2 separate regions of the Homo sapiens genome follow, and region 2 is linked to region 1. A link is a contact called in ENCODE Hi-C or POLR2A ChIA-PET data. All regions are on one chromosome and are shown on one strand. The core of a region is the stretch at or near the end of the contact, and the rest is flanking DNA. Distances in the headings are between cores, read along the strand shown.

Evidence for each region. Hi-C counts contacts between places; a loop is a spot of excess contacts on that map. ChIA-PET counts read pairs that join two places held with the same protein, here RNA polymerase II (POLR2A). Pooled maps may share reads with other maps.
Region 2: a loop to region 1 is called in a map of cardiac septum, with 2.4 times the contacts of the local background. The contact joins two enhancer-like sites. A Hi-C loop is called at or near these places in 1 of 168 maps with a recorded cell type or tissue (cardiac septum) and 3 of 50 pooled maps. POLR2A ChIA-PET finds 5 or more read pairs at or near these places in 1 of 52 experiments (activated T-cell).

Annotation. Positions count from the first base shown.
Region 1 is chr14:34,229,560-34,234,083 of GRCh38, forward strand. No RefSeq gene overlaps it. Among named protein-coding and RNA genes, the nearest start is that of EGLN3-AS1, 190 kb to the left of the region's middle. Within about 2 kb of position 2,337, at least 3 of the 41 ENCODE cell types and tissues checked have a DNase peak (open chromatin) inside an H3K27ac peak, as active enhancers do.
Region 2 is chr14:33,915,208-33,919,731 of GRCh38, forward strand. No RefSeq gene overlaps it. Among named protein-coding and RNA genes, the nearest start is that of EGLN3, 34 kb to the right of the region's middle. RefSeq lists an enhancer at 2,067-2,211 and a cis regulatory region at 2,130-2,137. Within about 2 kb of position 2,270, at least 4 of the 41 ENCODE cell types and tissues checked have a DNase peak (open chromatin) inside an H3K27ac peak, as active enhancers do.

The DNA.
Region 1 (4,524 bases), core at 1,087-3,586:
CCATCACTGGTTAGCAACAAGAAAAGCACAGAAACAGTGTTGGGAACTACTATGACAATTTTTCAAAGCAATTTAATATTTATCAAATCTAACAATAAAAAATTAGAGCTTGTGTTTTGAATGTTGTTTTCCTTTTCATTTTTCTAGTATTTTATTTCTGTTGTATTTTATGTATTTATCCAAAGGAAAAGAAATAATTATATTGAAGAAACTCCTGCACCCCCACGTTTATTGCAGCACTGTTCACAATAGCCAAGATACAGAATCAACCCAGGCATCCAACAACAGACGAGTGGATAAAGAAAATGTGGTACATACACACAATGGAGTACTATTCAGCCATAAAAAAGAATGAAATCAAGTCATTTGCAGCAACATGCATGAAACTGGAGGACATTGTGTTAAGTGAAATAAGCTAGAGACAGAAAGTTAAATACCACGTTCTCACTCATATGTGGAAACTTCAAAAAAAAAAACGTTGGTAAAGGTAAAAGTAGCACAGAAGATACAAGAAGCTGGGAAGGGTAGGGGGAAGGGAGGGATAGGAAGAGATTTGTTAAAGGACACAAAATTACAGCCAGATAGGAGGAATAAGTTCTAGTGTTCTATACCACCATAGGATGACTGTAGTTAACAATAATATGTCACATAGTTTTAAGTAGCTAGAAGGAGGATATTGAATATTCCCAACACAAAGAAATGACAAATGTTTGGGATGATGGATGTGCTGATTACCCTGATCACTACACTTTATAATACTGGAGCATCACTATGTACCACTGTGAATATGTACAATTATTATTTGTCCATTTAAAAATTTTTAAAGTTTTTTCTTTAAAAGATTATCAGTCCACAAGAGATTGGAAATAAAAAACAAAACAACATACGTAAGTCTTTCATTATGAATAGTTTGAAGTGCACTACTTTAAATTCCCCTCTTCACTCTGGCCCAAGCCCCTTGGCCATCCAGCAGGCAGGATCTCAGAGAAGGCAGGAATGCAGCTGTGCCTTCTCTGCAAGGAAAAGCAATGACTCAAGCAGAGGCAAAGCCTACTGTTCACACCGATGAAGAGAACCCATGCTTGGATCATTCAGGCAGAGGCAGGGCCTTGGACTTAAGTCTAATTGCCCCAAACATTCCAATATAGAAAAGATCTTAAGACCCATGGCATCCTGATGGAGTTAAGGACAAGTATTCCAAGCCAGTCAGGAAGCACTTCCAAGAGCAAATTTTTGGGCTGCATCCAGGGGTGAGTCAAGTGGTCCAACTGAGTTTGGGGGACTTGTAACATCTCTAGTCAGTGTTTCTCTATGCCATCTCCCTCAAATACCCCCTACACACATATGCGCACACACACACACACACACACTTATTCTTCATCCCTCCCTGGAGCTTGTCCACTTCTCTGAGCAGCACCAATTTCCTTGCAGCCAGTAGCAAGAGCACAGATGTGGAGAATGCATGGCTCCCACATTTCTTGATATAGACTTGAGGTCTTGCCTTATCCTCTCCAAGGAAGAGCTGAGGCCACTGGGAACATGGAGTGGGCCCATAGGCCATGGCAAAGCCTCCCAACTCTAAGTCCTTTCTGTGTAAGTCCAGAAAATGAAATATTGACATGGAAACATCTTTCAAAAAGAAAAAACATGTGGCTCTTTAATACATGAAAATTTAAAAGTATAAGGAAAAGAGGAGGAACAAATAAATGGAGAGCAAGGCAGAAAAGGAGGCAGGAAAAGAAGAGGGGATAGAGGGCTATAAATTTCATGAGGGCAAAGAACATGTCTGTGTCCCAGTGCCAAGCACAGTGCTGGGCACATAATGGCACTCAACTCAGATTCAGTTTGTTGAGTGAATAAAGAAAAGAAGGAAAAATTGACACAGGAGCAAGGAGGGAGAAGATGCTCAAGAAGCATGCAGCTGCCCAGATTCCTCCTGGCATTCTACCCGGGATCTCACTGCTGTCCCTCCGGCCCACAGGAGGAAGCAGGCAGCGGGGAGGGCCTGGCTGCACGGGGCACATGCTGTGGGCAGGGTGGTGGCTGCACATGGGCTCCTTCTCTAAAGCAAGGCTCCTTGTTGGTCTCCTTCTCTCTTTCTTTTTGATTCCTGAAAAACATTGTTTTAATGCAGGGAAGAGTCATTGATTTCATTTGAAACAATGCCCAACAGGATATGGCGTCTCAAACAGCTCCTTGGCCCTTGGCAATTGTTGTGTGCAGGTGTTTCATGCAAGTGCCGGGCAGCACGTACAGCACTGAGACCCAGGCAACACTGGGCGTAGGCCTGGAGAGTGGCCCAGGACACATGGGGCTTATGGCACCAAGCCCTGTGGCGTCTTCTACATTCCAAGAATTCAACTCCTTCCCACATGCCTCCCCCACCCCTTGCTAACCTCACTTCCAGCCCCCAGTCTGTAGTATAATAGGAATTGGGTTTTCCCTCTTGTTATTTCTTTTTTTTTTTTCTGAGACTCCCTCTTGTTATTTCTGTAACTCATAAGATAAAAACAAACCATAGTCCCAAAGAGAGAAATGTATCTGCACTAAACAGAATGGCAGTAAGGAAGAAGGAAGACTGCTTGGTAACGACATACAAAAACAGGACGGACTTTAACCAAAAAAGGCAATAACAAACATATGAACACTGATAGAGTAGAACAAAAAGTTTATCAATAAAAATCAGTGCATATACAAACATATTTTTAATCCAAGCTTCCAAGAGTAAAGTGGAAATAAGGAGTATTGCAGCATGAAGAAGTATCTCCAACCCATAGAACTTTACAAGTCGCCCTGGACAGAGTTCAACGGTCTCCATTATGCAGCAATTACACTACCAGCCATACACCCAACAGAAGCGAAAACACATATCTACAGGAAAATTTTTACATGGATATTTATAGCAACATTATTCACAATAACCAAAAAATTGAAACAACCCAAATTGAAACAATCAGTTGATGAATGGATAAATAACATGTGGTATATCCATACAGTGGTATGTTATTTGGCAATAAAAAGGAATGAATACATTGATGTAACAGGATGAAACATGACAAAATTACGCTAAGTGAAAGAAGCCACACACAAAGGATCACATATTGTATGATCCCTTTTTCTTTTTTTTGAAATGTCCAGAATAGACAGATCTATTGAGACAGAAAGTAGATTAGTGTTTGCCTACAGCAGGGAGGGGGATGGCAGGATGGGGGGGTGACAGCTAAGGGGATCAGGATTACTTTGGGGGGTAGTACAAAGATTCTAAAATTGACCATAGTGATGGTTGCTCAGCTCTGTAAATATACTAAAAGCTATTGAAACATATAAACTGGTAAATTGTATGGAATATGTCCATGTAAATAAAAGCATAAAAAAAAAGGACAGGTGGTTTCCCAAGCAGAGATAAGAAGGGTGTGGCACGGCCAATGGATTTCACGGACAAGGAAAGGGTAAGGGAAGCATGCTAAGTCTTGTAGTGTCAGGAGTGATTTTGTCACTCCTTTTTATCCTCACTGACTCTAAGTCTCTGCTCCAAGACTTCACCAAGAGGGTCCTAGAAAAGAACCCCTCTCTTTTCCCCCTGTGTTTTCATAATGTAAATGACTGATAAGTGCTTAAAGTGTTACCCTTTCAGAGATATTTCTATCTTCAGATCATAATCATAGGAATGTAGAATATTTGAGCCTTAGGAACAATCTCATCTGCTGGATTTTTGTGTACTCTCTGGAGCCCTTTCAGGGCTGTAAAGTTGGAGCCAAGAAGGGAAGGGCTGTGGGCAGTCATACATTTTAGAAAAACACCCTCTCTGGGTGGTTAAATAACATTTTGAGGGTTTAAAAGATAGAAACTCTTAGCCATCCAGAATGAATAAATTATCAAGAACAATTCAGCCCTGAAGTTTTTGAAGAATTGACATTTGACTGCTTTTCCCATGAAAGGCACCATGAGGCCCACATTCCCCATCATGAGTTCCAGAGAGCCACTCACAGGCTTCTAGCACATATGACAGCTGCCCTCTTCCACATCTGGACATTACCCCAGACCCTTCTCTAGGCCCTGCCTGATGTGACATCCCCTCCAATGTGCTACCATCCTGTCCAAGGCACCAGTGGCTGACCCAGGACAATAAATGGCCCAGACCAAACTTGTGCCCCAGCACACAGGTCACTAGGAAAGCCTTCTAAATCAGGCCCTGGATGAGCCTGTCTCCAGTGCATGATGGATTGGTAACAACTTGTTCCCATCAATAGGCCAAAAATAGTCCAGAAGAAAAATATGGTTACATTTGTCCATCACACCAGCCACATTTTCTTACCCACACACAAAAAATAATGGCACAGTGGAATCTCCTGACCTCCAACCAAAGGCTGAAACTAGTGCATGATGATGGCTGCTGTAAACTACATAAAACTCTACCCAGAAAACTATCAGGATTCCTTGTACTCCACTAAGCCCGAAACAATCAACTTGACCAAGGTAGCATCAAAAGCCCCAGAGGGTCAGCACCTGGAAGGTCTGTGATTT
Region 2 (4,524 bases), core at 1,020-3,519, 310 kb before region 1:
GGGAGGTGGGATCTTTCTGAAGCCCTTGGAGGAGACTTTATAGGTCTTTGTAGAGAAGGAAATGCAGTGCAGATCACCATGGTGAAAAGCCGAGACATTCCCTTCTATGACTCATTCCTTCCAGCAGGCCCTGTTGAGCGGTTATGCCCTGCCAGTGATGTCCACACGTCTTAGTTTGCACATTCCCAGTGAGGTTCATACAAGCAGGTACCCACTGCATAATGTTAAGGTTGACATCTAGATTTTTCACTTTAAGCTTGAATAGCTACAAGGAATACGACTTCCAGTATATAGTAAACATCACCATTTTAAAATAAAACTGTTTCATTACTCTCTTAAATGTAAAACCTGGATAGTGAGATAGACCATGGGCAGGTGAGATGGAAGCAACATTAGGATGGAAATCCTTTTTAAGGAGCTGAGATCTAAATGGCCCATCATCATCCATGGAAAGTAGAAAAGGGAGGAACACTTTAGGCAGAGGGAAGAAGTGCAAGCCCTGAGGCAGAAACAACCTTGACTTGTTTGAAGAAGAGGAAAATGGCAGTGTCAGGAACATAGCAAATAGGGGAAAGCCTAGTAGGAGAAAGGCTGTGAGGAGCAGGCAGGGCTGGATCATGTGAACTCTGGAGGCCATCTGTGTCGACTGTTTTCCCTTTGCCTCTCCACATTCTCTATCCTTATGGCCCTACTCTGAGCCACGGGAGCTCGACCTGCACAGGCTATGTCAACAGACTCCATTGACTGCTAACTTCTAGATGTGTTTAGCCCGGGATGTGCTCCTGCAGGTCTGAAGTGGGAAAAGGGGAAGGCCGCGGTGTTTATTCCCTTCATTCTCTTCTTGCGGGCCTCTCTGTTTCTGGGTACTGATTTCTTCCCATACCCCGCACCCTTTCCTGCCTCTGAGTGGTGGTACCACCTGCTGTTGCAGCCTAGGGCACGGCACTAGGGTTTCCCTAGACCCTCCCCACCTTGTGGTTTTCCTATACCCTCCCTACTGTGGTAAAATGTGCCTGTATTTAACTGTCCTCCAATTATCCTAATTCATGTGTGTCTCCTGGGATCTGTTGCTACACCATGATGAGGTGTGTAATTTTGTTAGTAGTATTCTTAAGTCATTTGGTAATAATCTTTCATCCTGTGAAGCTACAACATGGATTTTTTTAAACTCTTGTTTCCAAGTGCCTAATACAGTGTTATAGGAAATGCTTAGTGACTGCATACACCATGCACAACAGAGCCAAGTGTACTTGAGAGACAACTGGTCCGTTGAGAACAAAATGCATTTGGAGGCCATGAAGTTCAAGTTGAGAGCAGCATTCCCATGCACACCTCTCTCTGGGGAATGCAGCCAGTCCCTGCAAACCCCATTCCCCTCTCCAGGTTAAAAAGTTCCTCTTCACCCTGATGTTAGTTTGAAAAGTTTCGGCCATAACCATATTTAGTTATATTTAGGGAGAGGGGAGTGGTGGGTCAAAGGCTTAAAAAAAAACCCAAGAATGTATATATACTTAAGTAGCTAACAGTTTACTCCTAACATGCTTGTCTGGGAAAGCCTCTACTGGAGATCACGTGACAACAAAACAAAACACCCTTTCTCTTCATTTGGGTGGACAACTGGTTTAGTTTGATTAAATCTCAAACCAAGAATCATCATGTAAACTCATGGCTTAGTTGTCACACTGTGGAAGCCTTAAGCAGCTACAAAACTGCTGCTGATAGGAGACTAGTCCACACTCATCACTGCAAGTCACAGCTGTCTTGTTGTTTTTTAAGCGGGTTTCCTTCATCAAGATAATATAAATTTATGATAAAATGAAATTTACAGACAGCCCAGAGAGGAAGCAGGAGGTAAGAGTGAATTGCCTGGTTAAAAACAGGAACATGTGCAGAGGAGAAAGTTTCCCTGCTCTTGGAAGCCAAGCCAGGTTCCCAGTACCCTGACCAGCTGCTCCCATTTGGAAAAACCCTGGCACAAGATACCATACCAGACGTTCTGCACATGCCTCCTGAGAAAGCCAGAGAAGGCTGAGAAGTATATGGGCCCATGAAAATAAGAAGCAAAGAGGAAAGGGTGTAGAAGTTGGTTAAAAATAAAACTTATCAGATGAGAATTAGGTCCTGAGAATGTTATCTCTCCCCACAGGAGGGTGGAAAAGAAAATAGGCATGTCAAGGAGAACACAGGCCACAGGATGAATAAGCATAAAAATAGGAGGAAATGATCAAGCAAACATGCCAAACAGCCAGAGGACGCCTCTCATCCTAGAAGTGCTGACTTTCCAGGATTGCTCGCCTTCCCTCACCTACTCCCCCAAGAGAATGAGTCAAGGCCAAAAACCCTGGCCAAGGAACTGTTTCCCGGAAAGAGAGACTTTTTTTCCTCTATACCTTTTTGGACTATTTCCATTTTTCCCCCATGTGCCTAGATTACCTTTTAAAAAAAAAAAAGTAAATGTTTATGGAAACAGTTATTGGAATATTCCTACTCCCAGCATTTTATGACAAGTAGGCTAGTCCCCTAGAGAATCTGGAAACTCCAGATAGTTGGTGAACACTTAAATCCTCCCCCAGCTGCTCCCTACTGCTCCCCTTGTCCACACCCAGCCCTGGCTGCAGCCCTGAAGTGAAGAGGCTTGCTGGGAACCCCCATGCTCCATCCCTGTAGCTTTTCAGAGATCTGTGAACTTGATCTACTCCCTAAGCTCACTTCAAAACATGCACCCAGTCATAAGGGATATGCGGTTTCCCTCAAATAAAAGGCACAAAACAAAGACTACAAGCATACCTCATTTCACTGTGCTCCACTTTCTTCTGCTTCATAGATATTTTTTCTAGCAACTCTGCATTAAGAAGACTACTGGAACCATTTTTCCACAGCACATGCTCACTTCGTGTCTCTGTCACATTTTTGGTAATTCTTGCAGTATTTCAAACTTTTTCATTATTATATTATCTGTTATGGTGATCTGTGACCAGCGATCTTTGATGTAAACTATTGTAATTATTTCGGGGTCCCAAAAACTGTGCCCATATAAGATGATGAACTTAATTGATAAATTTGGTTTGTGTTCCAACTGCTTCACCAACTGGCTTTTGCCCTCTCTTGGCCTCCCTATTCCCTAAGACACAACAATCTTGCAATTAGGCCAATTAATAATCCTACAATGACCTCTAAGGGTTCAAGTGAAAGGAACAGTCACACATCTCCAACTTTAGGTCAAAAGTTAGTTGGTGAGGAAGGTATGTCGAAAGTTGGTGAGGAAAGTATGTCGAAAGCTAAGATAAGCCAAAAGCTAGGCCTCTTGCACCAGTTAGCCAACTCGTGAATGCAAAGGAAAAAGTCCTGGAAGAAAACTAAAAGTGCTACTCCTGTGAACAAATAAGCAAGTGAAAACAGCCTATGGTTGATATGGAGAAAGTTTGAGTGGGTTGGATAGAAGACCAAGCCAGCTACAACATTCCCTTTAGCCAAAGCCTAATCCAGAGCCAGCCTCTTTCAATTCTATAAAGGCAGAGAGAGGTGAGGAAGCTACAGAAGAAAAGTTGGAAGCTAATAGAGGTTGGTTCATGGGGTTTAAGTTAAGAAGCCATCTCTATAACATAAAAGTGCAGAGTGGAGCAGCAAGTGTTGATGTTGAAGCTGCAGCAAGTTCTCCAGAAGATCTATCTAAGATCATTGATAAAGGTGACTACACTAAACAACAGTGTAGATCAAACAGCCTTCTGTTGGAAGAAGATGCCATGTACGACTTTCACAGCTAGAGAAAAGTAGTCCACCCGATTTCAAAGCTTCAAGGGACAGGCTGACTCTCTTGTTTGGAGCTAATGCAGTTGCTGACTTTAAGTTGAAGCCAATGCTCATTTGCCATTCTGAAAATCCTAATGCCTTTAAGAATGATGCTAAATCTACTCTGCCTGTGTTCTATAAATGGAACAAAGCCTGGATGACAGCACACATGTTTATACCATGGTTTATTAAATATGTTAAGCCTACAGTTGAAACCTATTTCTCAGAAAAAAAGATTTCTTTCAAAATATTACTCCTCATTGACAATGCACCTGGTCACCTAAGAGCTCTGACGGAGGTGCACAGAGATTAATGTTGTCTTCATGCCTGCTAACACAACTTCCATTCTACAGTACATGGATCAAGGAATAATTTTGACTTTCAAGTCATATTTAAGAAATACATCTCATAAGGCCATAGCCGCCATAGTGATTCTTCTGATGAATGTGAGCCAAGTAAATTGAAAACCTTCTGGAAAGAATTCACCATTCAAGATGCCATTAAAAACACTGATTTGTGGAAGGAGGTCAAAATATCAACATTAACAGGAGTTTGGAAGAAGTTGATTGCAATACTCATGGACATCGTTGAGAGGTTTAAGACTCCAGTGGAGAAGGAAGTGCAGATGCAGTGGAAACAGCAAGAGAACTCGAATCAGAAGTGGAGACTGAAGTTGAGACTGAATTGCTGCAATCTCATGATAAAACTTGAACAGATAAGTTGCTTTTCATGGAT